Regions from separate parts of the Homo sapiens genome. Here region 2 is linked to region 1. The links are chromatin loops, found by intact Hi-C in ENCODE. Cell type or tissue: endothelial cell of umbilical vein. All regions are shown on one strand.

Region 1 (8,000 bases):
GAGGTCACATTGAACTACTCTAGGCTCCTGTGCCACAGTCTCTCTGTGGGCCAAAGTTATGGCTTGCTGCTCCCTTTGCCTGTAACATCCTTGCCAATCCTAGAGGCCCTGCCAGCACCACCAAGTGTCCCATCTAATGCATTATTTCTCATTCTTCCAGACTCAGCTTAGATGTCATTTTCTTTTTTTATTTTATTTTAATTATTATTATACTTTAAGTTTTAGGGTACATGTGCACAATGTGCTGGTTAGTTACATATGTATACATGTGCCATGCTGGCGTGCTGCACTTAAGGCAGCTTTCTTTCTGGAGCAGTGAGGCCTAATCTCATCTCCCATTATCTGGCTCACTAGTACAGTAGGCATCTATTTTCATAATCCTGACACTCACTCATTTAATGACTCTGTTTCCTAATATTTCCCCAAAAGTCTCAGGTCTGGGAGAATGTCTTTTTCTCAGCACTGTATCTTCAAAGCTTAGTACAGTGTCTAAAATATAATAGTACTAAATTAATATGTATTGAATCAATTAATTAATGAATCACCGAAGGCCCAGAGCATTTTTTCATTTCTATAATTGAAAAATTTATAGAGTTCTATGTAAGAAATTATATCTCAAATGGCCACCTACTAATGGTTAGAAAAATGAATAGCCATTTGGATAAAGGTTTCAGAGTAGAGAGGACTTTTTGAGTTTTAAGTTATATTTGTGACATCTTCAGTTTGATGTGCCGTGTTTACATCTGTGATTCCCCTCACTTTTTAGAATTTGAAAATATACTATTTTCTTTGATCTCATATTTAAAATGATTTTTCTAATACAAAGGATTTAGGATTTATTCTTCTTTTGATAACATTTATCAGCATTTTCTGAGATAACTGATAACTCCCTGGGCTCAAAAGCTTAGAGCTGAGATTCACTCAGTGAAATTTTAAGATTATCTATAATCCACCAAACCAAACCCAGCCCTAGGAGGTATGGATTGATGCCTTGGCTGTTCTGTCGCAAACCTCTCTGGCAAAGCACAGCAAGGAGACAAGTGTGGGAGGGCAGGAACAAGCAGCTCAGGACAGATCATAAACGACATCTAGGGTGGGAATAGGTCTTGAAGTTGTCATTAATTCCAGTTCAAAATAAGACACTTTTTCTTTGTCAACATTTTGCCTCTAAAATTGGGCATAAGAGGTTTCTAACCCTAGGACAAGGAATTCAACCATGATGGATAGGTGTTCCTGAAAAGCCATAAAGGGACAATTTGAGTCGTAAGGTTGACTCTGAGGCTGAACATTCAGGAGTCTCTTGTGACCCTTTAAATCTACTTTATAAGAGGAACATTTTAAGTTGATTTAGTGAGATGGTTAAAACTTAATTAGTTATCAAATAATTACCTAATGGACCTTTTTTGAGATATAAGGTTGAGCCACAGCTCTAGCTGCAATGCAATTAATTTTAAATTTTATAAGCCATAAAAGGTAATCACAGCCCTACAAATCAGCTAAGGTGCGAAGATAATATTTAGATGCTGCACTGACACCAAGACACCTAAAGCAGGTTAATTGGGTGGCAATTAGTAAGAAGAGTGTTAATTGCCATACTAGTCTTATATTATGCAAATGAAATTACATTTCAATTAACAGTCAAGAAACCAAACAACTCAAAATGTATGGGCAATAATAGCAATCAGCATGTTTCACAGAAGCCAAAGAAATACTCTCCTTAATGGGAAATTTTGATCTTGCCCTCAATTCAATAAGTTGTGATCACTTTCTCATTTCTGTGCATAAATTTAGTAGGGCAATCTGATAGTTTAGAGTTGGTGTCTGACATATGAAAGGTAATTTATAATAGTATATGCTGGGATTACATATGAAAGAAGAAATTCGTGGTTCATTTAGTTCAGTTTTCTCTGAATGTTAGGCCTGAAAAAGCATAAAGGAATTGGCTAAATTCAAGCAGGAAATTAGACACAAATCTGGATCAGGATCCTGATATAAGAGGACACTTTCTACTATATGAATGTCAATAGTAAAATATTACCTGCCTTCAATAGAATAGTATGTTCTAAGAGATGGGATTTGGAGCCATACAGATCTAGATATTTCACTTACTGTGTGACCTTGGGCAAGTTACTTAACTTCTCTAAGCTTAAATTTCCTGACCTATGAAATGATAAATGTGCCCACCACATTGTTCTATCTGGGATGTTTATTGAAATAAGCTATCCAGAGTTTGGCTGGATGGCAAGCAGACAATTAAACACCCCAAAATTAGTAGCTATTGTTATTAGCACTAGTTTCATAAGAAAATACATTTGTATAGTTTGAGGAGTTCAGGAAAGTAAATCTATCCCCTCCCATGAAGTCACATTACTTAAAATTATCGAATTGATAATTCTTTATTTTTTATTGTTGGCTAAATGCAAATGCTACTGGAAGCAGCAACACTTTAACTTATTTTCAGCTAACACCTTAGCAGGAATTAAGGTTCTAACAGTAACTGCAGTCAGAAAGACCAGTGACTTCAGACTTTTGAGATGGAATGCATGAGTGACTCAGAAGTAAAGCAAAAGGAGGTACAGAGATGTCGGAAAGGGAAATAGAAGGACACAAAGTAAATGTCACTGTCTTTATCATTTTGCCAGGGATGTCTCACCACGAAAATCTAGGTCGAAAGCTTGCCTCTAGGGGTATAACCATTGACAAAGGAATTATTGGGTTTGGTAGTTTTGTTTTCAAGCTGTGTAAATATACACAAAGATAAATAGTGATTTTGGTTATTTTGACCACTATAAATTACTTGGCTAAAATCATCCACAGTGAGGCAAAGGGAATTGGGTTGATCATGCTTCTGTTTTAGCCTGAATTATCAGTATAAATACAGTGTCCATTGCTGGCAGGGGTCTGATGTGCTATAAAGAATTCTGCCCATGAGCAAAAGTGACAGGGGAGAAATGAGCAGCTGAGGCTTTGCAGTGTTTTCTCGGAACATAGAGGACACGGACCATTTGAAAATCTTGTAAAAACTATGGCTTACATGATTGTAACAACAGATCAGGCTCAAGGAGGAAAATAGGGAAGCTGGCACAAGAATTCTTTAAGAGAGTGTCACATTTTGAACAATACGTTTATACTGCATTTTCACTTGGCGTTTGCATTGGTTAAAACCAAATCAAACTGGAGGCCTTACATGTGGTTAATAGGGAATCATTAGTTGTTGCTTCTCCCACTTTATTCCACAATTTCAGCTTCTTTCAAATCTTACCTCTCACCCTCAGTTATTTTGTAGTTCTTCAAATGTGCCTCATGCTGGCTTTTGTTCTAGAAGAAAGTGGTTTTAGGTACTCTGAACAATTTTTCTGAGAGAGTTAAAAAGCAGTTGTGGCAAACGGACACTAAGGTGGCCCCTCTGATCCTCACTTGCTTTACTTTCACCTTTGTGTCATCCCCTCACCTTTAGTGTGGGCAGAATCTGTGACTTGCTTCTAACCAACCGAATATGGCAAAAGTTGCTTCTGTGAACGTGGTACCTAAGATTGTATCATATGTTTGCTAGGAGACACTTTCCCTCTTTGGCTTTGATGAAGTTGGGGAGGGCAGTGAAGCAAGGAACTGAGGGCAGTCGCCAGGCAACAGTCAGTGAGGAAGTGAGGGCAGCCTCTAGTTGGCAGCCAGCGAGAAACTGAAGCCCTCAGGACCTGAGTCCTGCTAATGACCACAGGAGGTTAGACGTGGATCATTCCCCAATTCAGCCCCATCTGAAAACTGGCCCTGGTGACACTCTTCAGGCTTGGAGAAAACGCAGTTGAGCTAATTCTCACAACCACAGGAAACTGTGAGCTAATAAGCGTGTGTTGTTTTAAGTCACTGAGTTTGTGATAACATTGTTAGGTAGCAATAGATAACTAATACACTGGTAGTGAGTAAATTTTTGTAAAAATTATGATTTTAAATGTATTGCTGAGCTGCTACAGAAAGAATCCATAGATCAAAAATAAAAATAAAAATAAGAACCTTCAAATTAAAGCTGAATTTCACCCTGTGGATTTATTTAATACCCTGAATATGTTGAGTTTTGCTTTGACTTTTGCATGGGGCACTGACCAAGAAAAAAAAAATTCTAGGGATTTGCCATATAGAGAAATACAACAAGACATCCTTGAAAAAAAAAAAAAAACTAGTTGAATCTGCTATGTAAAAAGAACAACAAATAAATAGCAACTAGTTGAATCTGCTATGTAAAAAAGAATAACAAACAGCAAGAGCAACAAACAGAAAAGTGCAATAAAGAAAATTGCCTTTCTCTAACTTGGCACTTAGAATAAAAGTAAATAATCTTTTCTGAGCCTGTTTCCTGTGAGTTTTGGGTCCAAATTCATGTTAGTTACGTAGTCTGAAAATTCTTTAGTGGACAACTCACAGTAATCAAGATAGTTAGTTTCCCAGGAGACTGGAACATGTAAATCCTATACAGGAAATTGAACTTCAATCTAGGCATTAAAGAATTTTGATAGATAAAATTCCAATGAAATGAGCTATTCGCAGTAAAAAAAAAAAAAAAAAATACAAAAACACACAGTGAAACAAAACACAAGGAGGGAGAACCAGCAGAAACAGCAATAGTGAAAATAGAAAAACACTTCAAATATAAGGGTTGTCAATTACAAAACATTACACATGATGTTTAAAATAAAAATACAATGTCAAAATTTGAAAATACAAGCAAAAAACAAGAAACTGTAAGTAAAAAGCAGATTTGAGATACAAAATAGATTTTCTAGAAATTAAGCACATTAAACTCATTAGATTAAGAGAAATTGGTGAACTAAAAATAGATCTGAAGAAATACTCAGAATAAAATCAATAAAGAGAATACAATATGACAGCTTAGTGATAAAGAAAATAGAATGAGTAGGTCTAATATATTACTATATTAAATAAAAAACTAGTAGCATGCAATTAAAGCAGTACTTTAGAAAATATATGGCCTTAAAGCCTTACATTAAGAAAGAAAAAAAGACTCAAAATTTATAAACCAAGCCTCTAGTATACAAAGAAGTTATAAAAAAATTACTTCAAAATAAATTCAAAGAAAGTAGAAGTAAGGAAACAAAGAGAAATATCAACACTTAATTTTTAAAAAACCCTAAATGTATTAAAAAAAGATTATTAAATCCAATAAGATAAGTTTATTAAAGATTACTAAATAAAAAGATAAGATTGTTAAAGATAAGATTATTAAATCCAATAAGTTTATCAAGAAAATAAACTTGATAAGAATTCTTGTTGAAATGTATCAAGAAAAAGAGAACTCAAAAACGGTAGAATAAGAAATGATACGCAAGAAACAGGTATTGCCAATGCTAAACAATTAAAGGATATTATGAATAACCTAACATGCCAAGTAATCTGTAAAATTAAATGAAGCTAATAAATTACCAGAAAAATAAAACATAAACAAATGTATGTCAGAAGAAATAGAGAACTGTCTTTTCAGAATTATATCATTATTTAAAATATTTCCTGAAAATCATTTCAGGCCCAAATACCTTTAAAAATAAATTTTATCAAATATTTAAAATACATATAACTCCAGCCTCACCTATTTTTTTATTTTTTATTTTTTATTGAGACTGATTCTCACTCCATTGCCCAAGCTGGAGTTCAGTGGCACCATCTTGGCTCACTGTAACCTCCACCTCCTGGGTTCAAGCAGTTCTCCGGCCTCAGCCTCCCGAGTAGCTGGGATTACAGGCACGTGCCACCACACCTGGCTAATTTTTGTATTTTTAGTAGAGATGAGGTTTCACCATGTTGGCCAGGCTGGTCTCAAACTACTGACCTCACGGGATTTGCCCACCTTGGCCTCCCAAAGTGCCGGGATTACAGGCGTGAGCTATCCCACGTGGCCCAATTTTCCCTATATTCTTGAAGGAGATAGAAAAAGAGAAAATACTCCTTCTTTCACTGATGAGGCTAAAATAGGTTTTATAGCAAAACCAAACAAGGGCAAAGCAAAAGAAATTACAGGCTTATCACACTCATGAACAACACTGCAAAAATCCTATGGGGAATACTGAAATCTTGAAGATAATGCATTATTACCAACTTGGGTTAACTGCACAAATCCAGGGATAATTTAATATGTTAATATGTGAAAACTGAAGAAACTGGTTCACTATATTAATAGATTAAAGGAGAATAAATATGTAGTAATCTGAAGTGATGTGACAAAATTAAACTTCTCATAAAATTTAACATCTACTTATAACAAAATTCTTGAAAATTAGATGGAAGAGAATTTTCACAATCAAAGAGGATTCACAAATACAAAGAAACAAACAAAGCTACAGAAAACAATGTAGGTAATGCCCAGTGTACTTCTTCTAATCAATATTATGTTAAATGTCCTAGCAATGCAGTAAAGACAAATAAAAACAAAAAAGGAAAGATATTGACAAGTAAAAATGAAGTAGTTGTTGTTTGAAAGTAATGTAGTAATCTAAACAGAAAATTCAAAATAATTCAGGGATAATTTATGAAAATTTACAAATGAATTTTGTGAAGTTGCTGCATTCATGGTTAATTAATAATTTATTACATTTCTGCATGCTGCCAGCAGTAGTCAATGATATTACTGATATGCGTGTGTGTGAGTATATACACATGTATATATACATACATATATATCTGTACATACAGATGTATATGCACATACATATATATATACATCTATATATATACACCCACACACCCACCCACACATATATGTATTTAAAACATAGACAATAGTCAATTACATTACTGATATGTGTGTATGTGAGAATACATATACACATTTATATACACATATATCTGTATATACAGATATATACACACATACACATATATATACATATGCACTCACACATTCACACACACATATATATATTTAAAACATAGGCATAAGTTTTAAAAAATATGCCAATTTTTCATGGAAAAAACATAAACCTAAATAACATTTTAAAATACCAAAATAAGTTTGTATATAAAGATAGATGTCCATCTACAGAAAACATTAATGATACAATGATATCAATATTCCCCAACATAATATATGGGTTCAATGCAGTTCCAATCCAAACAGCAATAGAAATTCAAAAAGCCAAATTAATGTAGTATTTTTGTAGATAAAGACAAAAGACCAATAGAACAAATTAGAAAGTCCCAAAACAAATTTTACATATTTGGAAACTAGATTTCTATCAGAGCAGGTATTCCAGATTTATGAACATAAAATTAACTATTAAATTATTGAAGTGTTAATGTTTGCAACTCATATGGAAAAAAGTAAAATTGTGCCCCTGTATTGCACTGTATACAAAATGTAATTTAAGATGAATTAGAAACTAAAAAATTTTAGAGGATCTATTATTACCTACAGATAGAGAAAGATTTCTTAAAACACAAAAGGAAAGGTACAAACCATTAAGGAAAAAAAAATATATGTACACATATATACATACACACACACATATACATATATGTATATGTGTTTTTTTGAGACAGAGTCTCACTCTGTCACCCAGGCTGGAGTGCAGTGGCACGATCGTGGCTCTCTGCAGCCTCTGCCTCCTGAGCTTAAGCAATCCTCCCACTTCAGCCTCCTGCGTAGCTGGGACAATAGGTATGTGCCACCAGGCCCAGCTATTTTTTTCATCTATCTATCTATCTATCTATCTATCTATCTATCTATCTATCTATCTATAGATAGATAGATATATGAAAAACATATATGTTATGTATATATCAGAGACACAGTCTCACTATGTTGCCAAGCTGCTGTCCGTCTCCTGAACTCAAGTGATCCACCCACCGTGGCTTCCCAAAATGCAAGGATTACAGGCATGAACCACCACTCCCAGCCTAATAAACGTATTGATAAATGCTAGTAGAGTAAAATTAAGAACCCTGTTCATCAGAAAGCAAATAAAGGAGTAAAAATGCAGAAAGAAGGTTTTTGC
Region 2 (8,000 bases), 630 kb before region 1:
ATATGACATCTATTATATCTGACCAGTTTATATAGAAGTCTGCTCATTCAATTACTGTCTACTTAAGAGTTTAAGAGCACTGTGCCATTTCAGGGAACTCTTGGCAATTTCTAACCCCAGTTTCAGAAGCCTTAATGCTACTGTAGTCACATGGGTGTGGCATTTACAAAATTGTTTACAACTTTATGCCTATAGGCATAATAGTTAATGGCAAGTGATGAATTTTTGCATTTTTACGAACACCAGTATATTTGAACACTGACGTAAATTTTACGTTTGGAAACAGAAACCGCAGGAAAAAAGGAAGAAAAATTACCAGTCCTCATTTGGTAGCTGTGTACCGTATAAATATATTGTTGAAATCTTAAGGGCTCTCATGGATTTGTTATTTCAATTACAATTTTAATGATACATATGATCTGAATTGACAAGGCTGTTTGAATGTCCTGCTGCATAAAACTAAATCAATTCAGCGAGTAATGTTAAGAGAATGTAGATTTATTAATATTGTGATACATGATATGTAGGAACACACAATGGAGTAGAGATATTTTTGCTATTCAATGGCAGAAAGTTAATATATTATGTACTATATAGGAAAAGGCAATCATTCTATTGAATGACTTTGGTACCACTATAAAACACAGCAACTATGCATTTCCTTCCCCTCAAGTACAGTTTGGAGTCACATCTGCATCAGAGAAAAGGAACAGCTAACTATTTATAAAATAAATGAAATCCAACAGAATCACAAATGACTGATATTTGCAAGCTGAGAGCATTCTTAATATAGTACATTATAATAAGTTATAAATGATACATTTTAGAACTAGTAAATTCCTGTTGGAATTAAGGAGTACCATCAATAAGCAGACTTATTTTTTCCTTTCAATCTACTTTATGTATCATGCACTGTTATGAATTCTGAAGACGGATTCACATGAGGAAAATAGCACTGTAGCACAGTGTGAAGAGCTTTTATGAAAATTATCTCCAGCCTGGAATAGAGATCAGACAGAATTTAAAACATTATGTGGAAATAACAAAGGTCAGGGTTGTGTGGCGATATCTGTCTTAAAGAAGTGGGGCTCAAACCTGGATGAACCGTCGAATACTCTGGAGAAATCTAAAAAATTCTGATGTCCAGCAATCACACTGAATCCATTGAATCACAGTTTCTGGGTTAGGAGAGGCCAGGTTTTGGTTTTGGGTTTGCCTCAAAGCTCTTACAGCTGTTTAAAATATTCAGAAAGGATTGAAGATCAACCAAGCTTAGGGGCTCGTGATTCTTAACTTCTGGTGTTTTGTTTTTCAGATGATTGTACCTAATGCTGCTTCAACATAGTCTGGCAAAAATATTTGTATTACCACATGCATGAAGGTCATTCTATGCTTTTTTGTGGATGTAATATTTTTTCCCAAATATCTTGAAAAACCAATATATTTATTTTTGATGCGCTAAATTACCTTCAGTTCCATTGAGTTTAGTTTTATTAATTCATTCATGTATATTTAATCTTAATCTTTCCTTTTTATGGTGCTGGTTATTCATTCACCTGTGCCCAGAAATTCTTAATTGTCTTTTGATATTTACAAATAAAGGATTACAATGATTATTATATCTATATAATTTTCCTCTGTTGTTTACATGTAGAAATGTTTCCCCTACGGAGGATTCTTTTAGGATTAGAAAACTTGACTGAGAGTTCTGTTTATGTGGCTTGGGTTTGCCAAATGGCTGGTTTTGTTTGGGTCAGAGGAAAACAAACAGTTCCTAAACTGAAGTTGTCAAACGTTCTACTCAAAATTAAGGACTGTGAGGAGGTCGCTGTAGACACTGCAGAGCCAAAGGCCATTCTGAGAGTGAAAGTTAGCCATTCAGGGAAACAGATTCAAACTACTGAATGATGCTTTGTTTTCATAAAGTTAAAGGTAAAGTCACTTAATATACACACTTCCTTCCTGGACTAGTGCTTGCTTACATATTCAGCATCACCTTGTCCCTAATTACTCTCTCTTCACCTAGTCACATTAGCCTTATTACATATTCTCATAATGCATATGCTTTACTTCTGTTTGAAAAAGATAATTTACCACCATTGTTTTCTTAGTTAATTCCTATTTATGTTTCCCACCTCAGCTCAACACCATTTCCTCAAGGAAGATAATTTAAATTACCCTAAATGCTCCTCACCCAATTATAGAGGATACACAATGTGCTTGGCAATTGGTTAAGGGGTGGGTATAAGATAGTGTAATTCTTTTCAGAATATTATAACACACTTGGGAAGAGAAGAATTTTCCCTATTCTCATGATTAATAAGCTTGGTAATGATACAGCAAATTAATAGAAAATAAAAGTTTTTATGAAAATATATTTTATCACCACTACATAGATTATCAGTTAATAATTGAGTAGTCTTTTAAAACTAGAACACAATTACCAGGATGGGTTTATTTTTTAAATATATGAGCATTTTCTAGAAAAAAAATATTTTATCAAGATTTTACATTCTGTCCATATCTATCTACTCTTATGTTCTCCAAATCACATTTTACATCCTTCCTTATTCTAAATTATATGTTTGCATGCTTTCTCTGCTTTTTTCTTAGGCTACTCATGAGATAATTATTTTTATGTTTTTTTAAAAGAACTATCATTTTTATTTATTAGTTCTACCTCTTGGCTGAATACTTAGCGCTACAACATTAAATCCACTACTTTAAATTTGAGCAAGTATTCATAGAAAAAAATAACAATTTTTATACTTTCAAAAAGTCATAGTGATTTTATTCCTCATTATGCTTTATTCTAAAATGTATTTTCCTCCTTTTGAATATTTTATTAATTTCTCGGCTATTTTGATTTCTGAGTTTCTTGTTTCAATAAATGTGCATAGATGCTATAATTTCAGATTATTTCTTTGGCTAAAATTACTTCTCTATTGTCCTAACACATAAGTTATAATTTGGTTGGGTACAAGAACCTTGGAAAATACATTTTGTTTCAAAACTATAGCTGCTGCTCCATTTTATTCCTTCATTGTATATCACTGAAATTTCTGATACCGACCTGATTCATTTTACTTTGATCTTTTTCAGCCTGTATTCTCATAGGAATATTTTTTCTTCAACCTTGAAATATTTTTAAAAATCACTGTGATATCTTTAACTGTGTTATTAATTTTTCTCATCATTCTAAAAGTTCTGTTAATCAGAGGACAGTTATTTTTATCTCTAAGTTATGGCTTCTGTTATTTACAAATTATTTTTCCCTTTAATCAATCTGTTTTTTATTCTTAAAACACTGTGTGTATACTGATTTTTTAGAAATCTGACCTCATCCATATCTTTCAGCTCTCCAAATTTATTTTAGGAGAAAGCTGACTGGGTGCCCTGGTTCACTAATTCTTCAGACAGACTTACATTTTTATTTGTTGAGTCAAGAGCTGCTTGGTTTTCCTTGAACTGTACCTTACGAAAAATTCTTGAGGTTTCTGGCATGTAAAAGAGCACACTTTTGCCCTTGATCTTATTCATAGAAGTACTGGGGGATTTTCTCAAATGTAAATTATTATTTGTGGATTTTTCAATGTCATCTCCTTTGCTTCCATTTCTCCTCTATAAAAGAATGTGTGTATACACACACACACACACACACACACACACACACACACAAACCAATCCTTTATTGTCTTGTAAAGCAAGTAGGCAACCTGACTTCCTCCCTAATGGTCCTATGTGGAATGAAGGCTTGCAGAATAATAGTTTCCCAATATTTGACACAATTTAATGAGTAATAAAGGCTTGAATTGGTATAAGTGTTTTTTATAAGCTGGGGACAGCAACCTTACACTTTAATGCTGTCCAAGACCATCCATACGCATGAGTTTTCTGCAGAAAATCATATAACTGAGTAAACTGCTTTCACTTTAACAATCTCACATCAGAATTTAGTAATCAATTTTGTCCTGCAAGCCTATCCACTAGTGGCCATGCTTTTTTGTTCTATGAGAAGATTACTTAATGATTTCTTTCTCTTCAAACCTCTCACAATTTTTTTTCTCTATTCTGAAGAAAAAGAAGCCATTACAACTCAATTTCCTCATGCTCCTATTGCCAAATTCACAATCTTATTTTCACTAAACCATCTTCATCCTTTCTTTTATAAAAAAAGTAGCCCTTCCCTTCTTCTCAAAGGCAGTCCCTCCACACGTTGACTTGATCCTGTCCTCTCCATTCTCTCAAGGTTATGCTGCATGTACTATCCCCTCTTGCCTGTGTGACTTTCCCTGTCTGCTCTGTATTTGCTTTATCCATCCAAAGATATTATCTTATTTCCCATCTAAAGAAAATCATTTCCTGACTGCATTCTTCTCCAACTACTGTATTTTCCTGCTTGCGTTCATTACCAGCTTTTTAAATGAACTATTTAAAATTGTAGTGCTGAGCTTAAAATAGCTATTTCAACCATTCTCGACAGTATTACAGACAATATCCAATGAGCCACAAACTTGATCCTCATATTTCTCAATACCAAATAGCATTCTTCATCTTTGACCAGTCTCCCATGCTATATGCTCTTTCTCTACTTGATCTACAATATTGGACATTGCTCTAACCTACAATGCAGAATCTGTGAGTTAATTCTGTCCACAAATTTTATGTTGATCCTAAGATCTACTGCTTTAACATAGATTTATTACCCAAATTTAAGAAGCCCATAACCATTTTCTGCTTGATTTCATCACGTGGCTATCTCTTAAACATTTCAAAATAATTTTTTTTAAATAGAAACTTCTTTAATGAAAATTTCACCTGATTATTCCATTCCTTCTATAGTTTTATACTTATATTAATATTAAGAAGTTGTGCAATATGAAATCTAGATTTCTTTAACTGTTCCTTCAGTCTCAAAAAATTCTTAAACTCAATTCTGCAAGACACAAAATCAATTCTATTTACAAAATATATCAAATAGCCAGCCTTTTTTTTTTTTCCTTTGGCATCTGTATCTCCACTGTGGTCTAAGTCCCCATCAGTTCTCTCCTATAAGTTACAAACTCTCCTGGATTTGTCTTTATACTTCCACTTTTGTGTCTGTATGACAAATGTTTTATATAGAAGATATTTTTAATTTAAATAAATTCTTCCTTTTTAAATATTTTTTATTCTGGTGAGAAAATTTAGCATGAGATGTACTCTTAATACATTTTTTTTTTTTTTTGAGACAGAGTTTCTCTCTGCCTCACCACAACCTCTGCCTCCTGGGTTCAAGGGATTCTCCTGCCTCAGCCTCCCGAGTAGCTGGGATTACAGGCGTGCTCCACCACGCCCAGCAAATTTTGTATTTTTAGTAGAGACGGGGTTTCTCCATGTTGGTAAGGCTGGTCTCGAACTCCTGACCTCAGGTGATCCGCCCACCTTGGCCTCCCAAAGTGCTGGGAATACAGGCGTGAGCCACCGTGCCCGGCCTCTTAATTCATTTTTATGTATACAATACAATATTTTAACCATAGGCATAATATTGTATAACAGATCTCTAGAATGTATTCATCTCACCTAATGGAAATTTTATAACAATTTATTAGCAATTTTAAATTTTCTCCTCCCCCACCCCTTAGGACCTGGTAACTACCATTCTACTCTATGGTTTTTCAAGTTTGGCTATTTTATTTACCTTGTATAAGTGGAATCATTCAGTGTTTGTGCTTCCATTACTGTCTTATTTTGCTTGGCATAATATCTTCATGGTTCATCTGTTATTGCATATTGCAAGATTTTGTCCTTTTATAAGGCTGAATAATTAACATTGCATTGTATGTTATGATGGCTTATTGTATGTGTCCACTAGACTAGGCTAAGGAATGCCCAGATAGCTAGTAAAGCATTATTTCTGACTGTGTTTCTCTGTAAGGGTGTTTCTGGAAGAGATTAGCATTTGAACAGACTAAAGAAGATCACCCTCACCAATTAGGGTGGGCATCATCCAATCCACTGAGAGCCTGAATAGAATAAAAAGGTGGAAAAAGGAAACATTTTCTCCATATTTGAAATGAAACATACATTCTCTCCTGTCCTCAGCCATCAGCACCCCTAGTTCTCAGGCCTTGAGACACGGGCTTGGAATTACACCATCAACTACCCTGGTTCTTAGGCCTCTGGACTAAGATTTAATTAAAACTTTTCAGGTTATCCAAGTTGCAGATGGCAGATCTTGGGACTTCTGAGTCCCCACATCATGTGAGTCAATTCCTATTTGTGTCAATTCCTATTTGTGTCAATTCCCTGGAGAACCTTGACTAATACTTACATGTATACATGTACCACATTTACTTTATTCTTATTTATTCATTTATTCTTTATTCTTCTTTCAATGAACATTTAGATTGTTTCCACATCTTGAAAATTATGAAGAGTTATATGGTAAACATTGGATGCTACTATCTCCTCAAGGTTATCATTTTAATTATTCTGGACAAATAAACATAAGTAGGATTGTTGAACTATATGGTAGTACTGTTTTTAATTTTTTTTATGAACCTCCATGCTGTTGCTAGAGCAGCTGAGCCATTTTGCATTTCACCAACAGTGTACAAGGGTTCCAGTTTCTCCACGTCCTTGTCAATACTTGTCTTTTGCTTTTTGATCACAGTCATCGTAATGGGAGTGAGGTTATATACATCATTGTGGTTTTGGGTCACATTTTTCTGGAGTAGTGACATTGAGCAAATATTCATATACATGCTGAGTATTTACATTTCTTCTTTTGAGAAATGTTTATTCAAATCTTTAGCCCATTTTTAATTGGGTTATTGCATATGTACTTTTTTGCTATTGAATTGTAAAAGTTTCTTAAATATTTTGGAAATTAACCCCAAGTCTATGTGGTTTACAAATACTTTTTTTTTTTCCATTCAGTACGTTGTCTTTTCTTTCTGCTGATTTTTTTTCTTTGCTGTTCAGAAGTGTTTTAGTTTGATGAAGAAATGAAAGAAGACACAAAAGAATGGGAAAATATTCCACATTCATTGATTGAAAGACTTAATATTGTTGAAATGCCCATACTACCCCGTGTGATTCACACATTTAATAAAGTAATCCCTACCAAATCCAACTGGCATATATATTTTAATGGCAGATGTTGCTTCTCATTAGAGAGGAGAAGTCATCTGAATAATAGTAACATTGCCAAAAATTGATTCCTTACTAAGTGGCAGGCAAAATTTCCATTAATTTTTTAATGTTTTACTTTGTGGGGGCAGAAATGAGATGTTTGTTAGAGGGTACAAAGTTTCAGTTGTGCAAGATGAATAAGTTCTGGAAATCTATTATAAAACATGTGACTATATTATATACTTGAAATTTGCTAACAGGATGGATCTCAAGTGTTCTTACCACAAAAACAGAAAGACAAAAATGGTAACTGGGGTGATAAATATGCTAATTTTCTTGATTATGATTATTTTATAATGTATATCAAATAATTAACCATACCACTTAAATATTCATATTTTTAGTTGGCAAATATACCTAATGATATTGTTTACAGAAATAGATAAAACAATTCTGAAATTCATATAGAATAACACCAAATGCTACCAAGGACATGGAAAAACAGGAACTCTCATTCATTGTTCATGGAAATATACATGGTTCAGTTACTTTGGAAGACATTTTGGTAGTTTCTTACAGAATGAAATAGTCTCATACCATGTGATCCAGCAATTGAACTTCTTGGTATTTACATAAAGGAGAACAAAACTTGTGACCTCACAAAAACCTGAACACACGTTTATAGAAGCTTTATTCATCTTTGAAGCAACCAAGATGTCTCTTAGTAGAAGAATGGTTACATGAATTGTGATACATCCAGACAATTAAATATTGTTCAGTGCTAAAAGGAAATTAGCTAAGAAGCCATTAAAAGGGATGGAGAGTTGGGCACAGTGGTTTACAACTGAAATCCCAGCACTTTGTGAGGCTGAGGCAGGAGGATT

Evidence for each region. A loop is a pair of places that touch in the nucleus more often than their neighbours do. Peaks named below come from ENCODE experiments on the same cell type or tissue, not always from the same donor. Only the 100,000 strongest peaks of a DNase experiment are listed, where the experiment ranks them.
Region 2: a loop joins it to region 1, with 20 times the contacts of the local background. A loop is called at or near these places in 1 of 110 quality-filtered maps.

The regions. Positions count from the first base shown.
Region 1 is chr2:78,937,488-78,945,487 of GRCh38, forward strand. No RefSeq gene overlaps it. Among named protein-coding and RNA genes, the nearest start is that of REG3G, 84 kb to the right of the region's middle. In endothelial cell of umbilical vein, no CTCF peak of the experiment used is centred here; DNase peaks (open chromatin) are centred at 3,714 and 4,404; H3K27ac peaks cover 2,873 bases.
Region 2 is chr2:78,305,295-78,313,294 of GRCh38, forward strand. No RefSeq gene overlaps it. Among named protein-coding and RNA genes, the nearest start is that of SNAR-H, 350 kb to the left of the region's middle. In endothelial cell of umbilical vein, no CTCF peak of the experiment used is centred here; a DNase peak (open chromatin) is centred at 4,347; H3K27ac peaks cover 1,761 bases.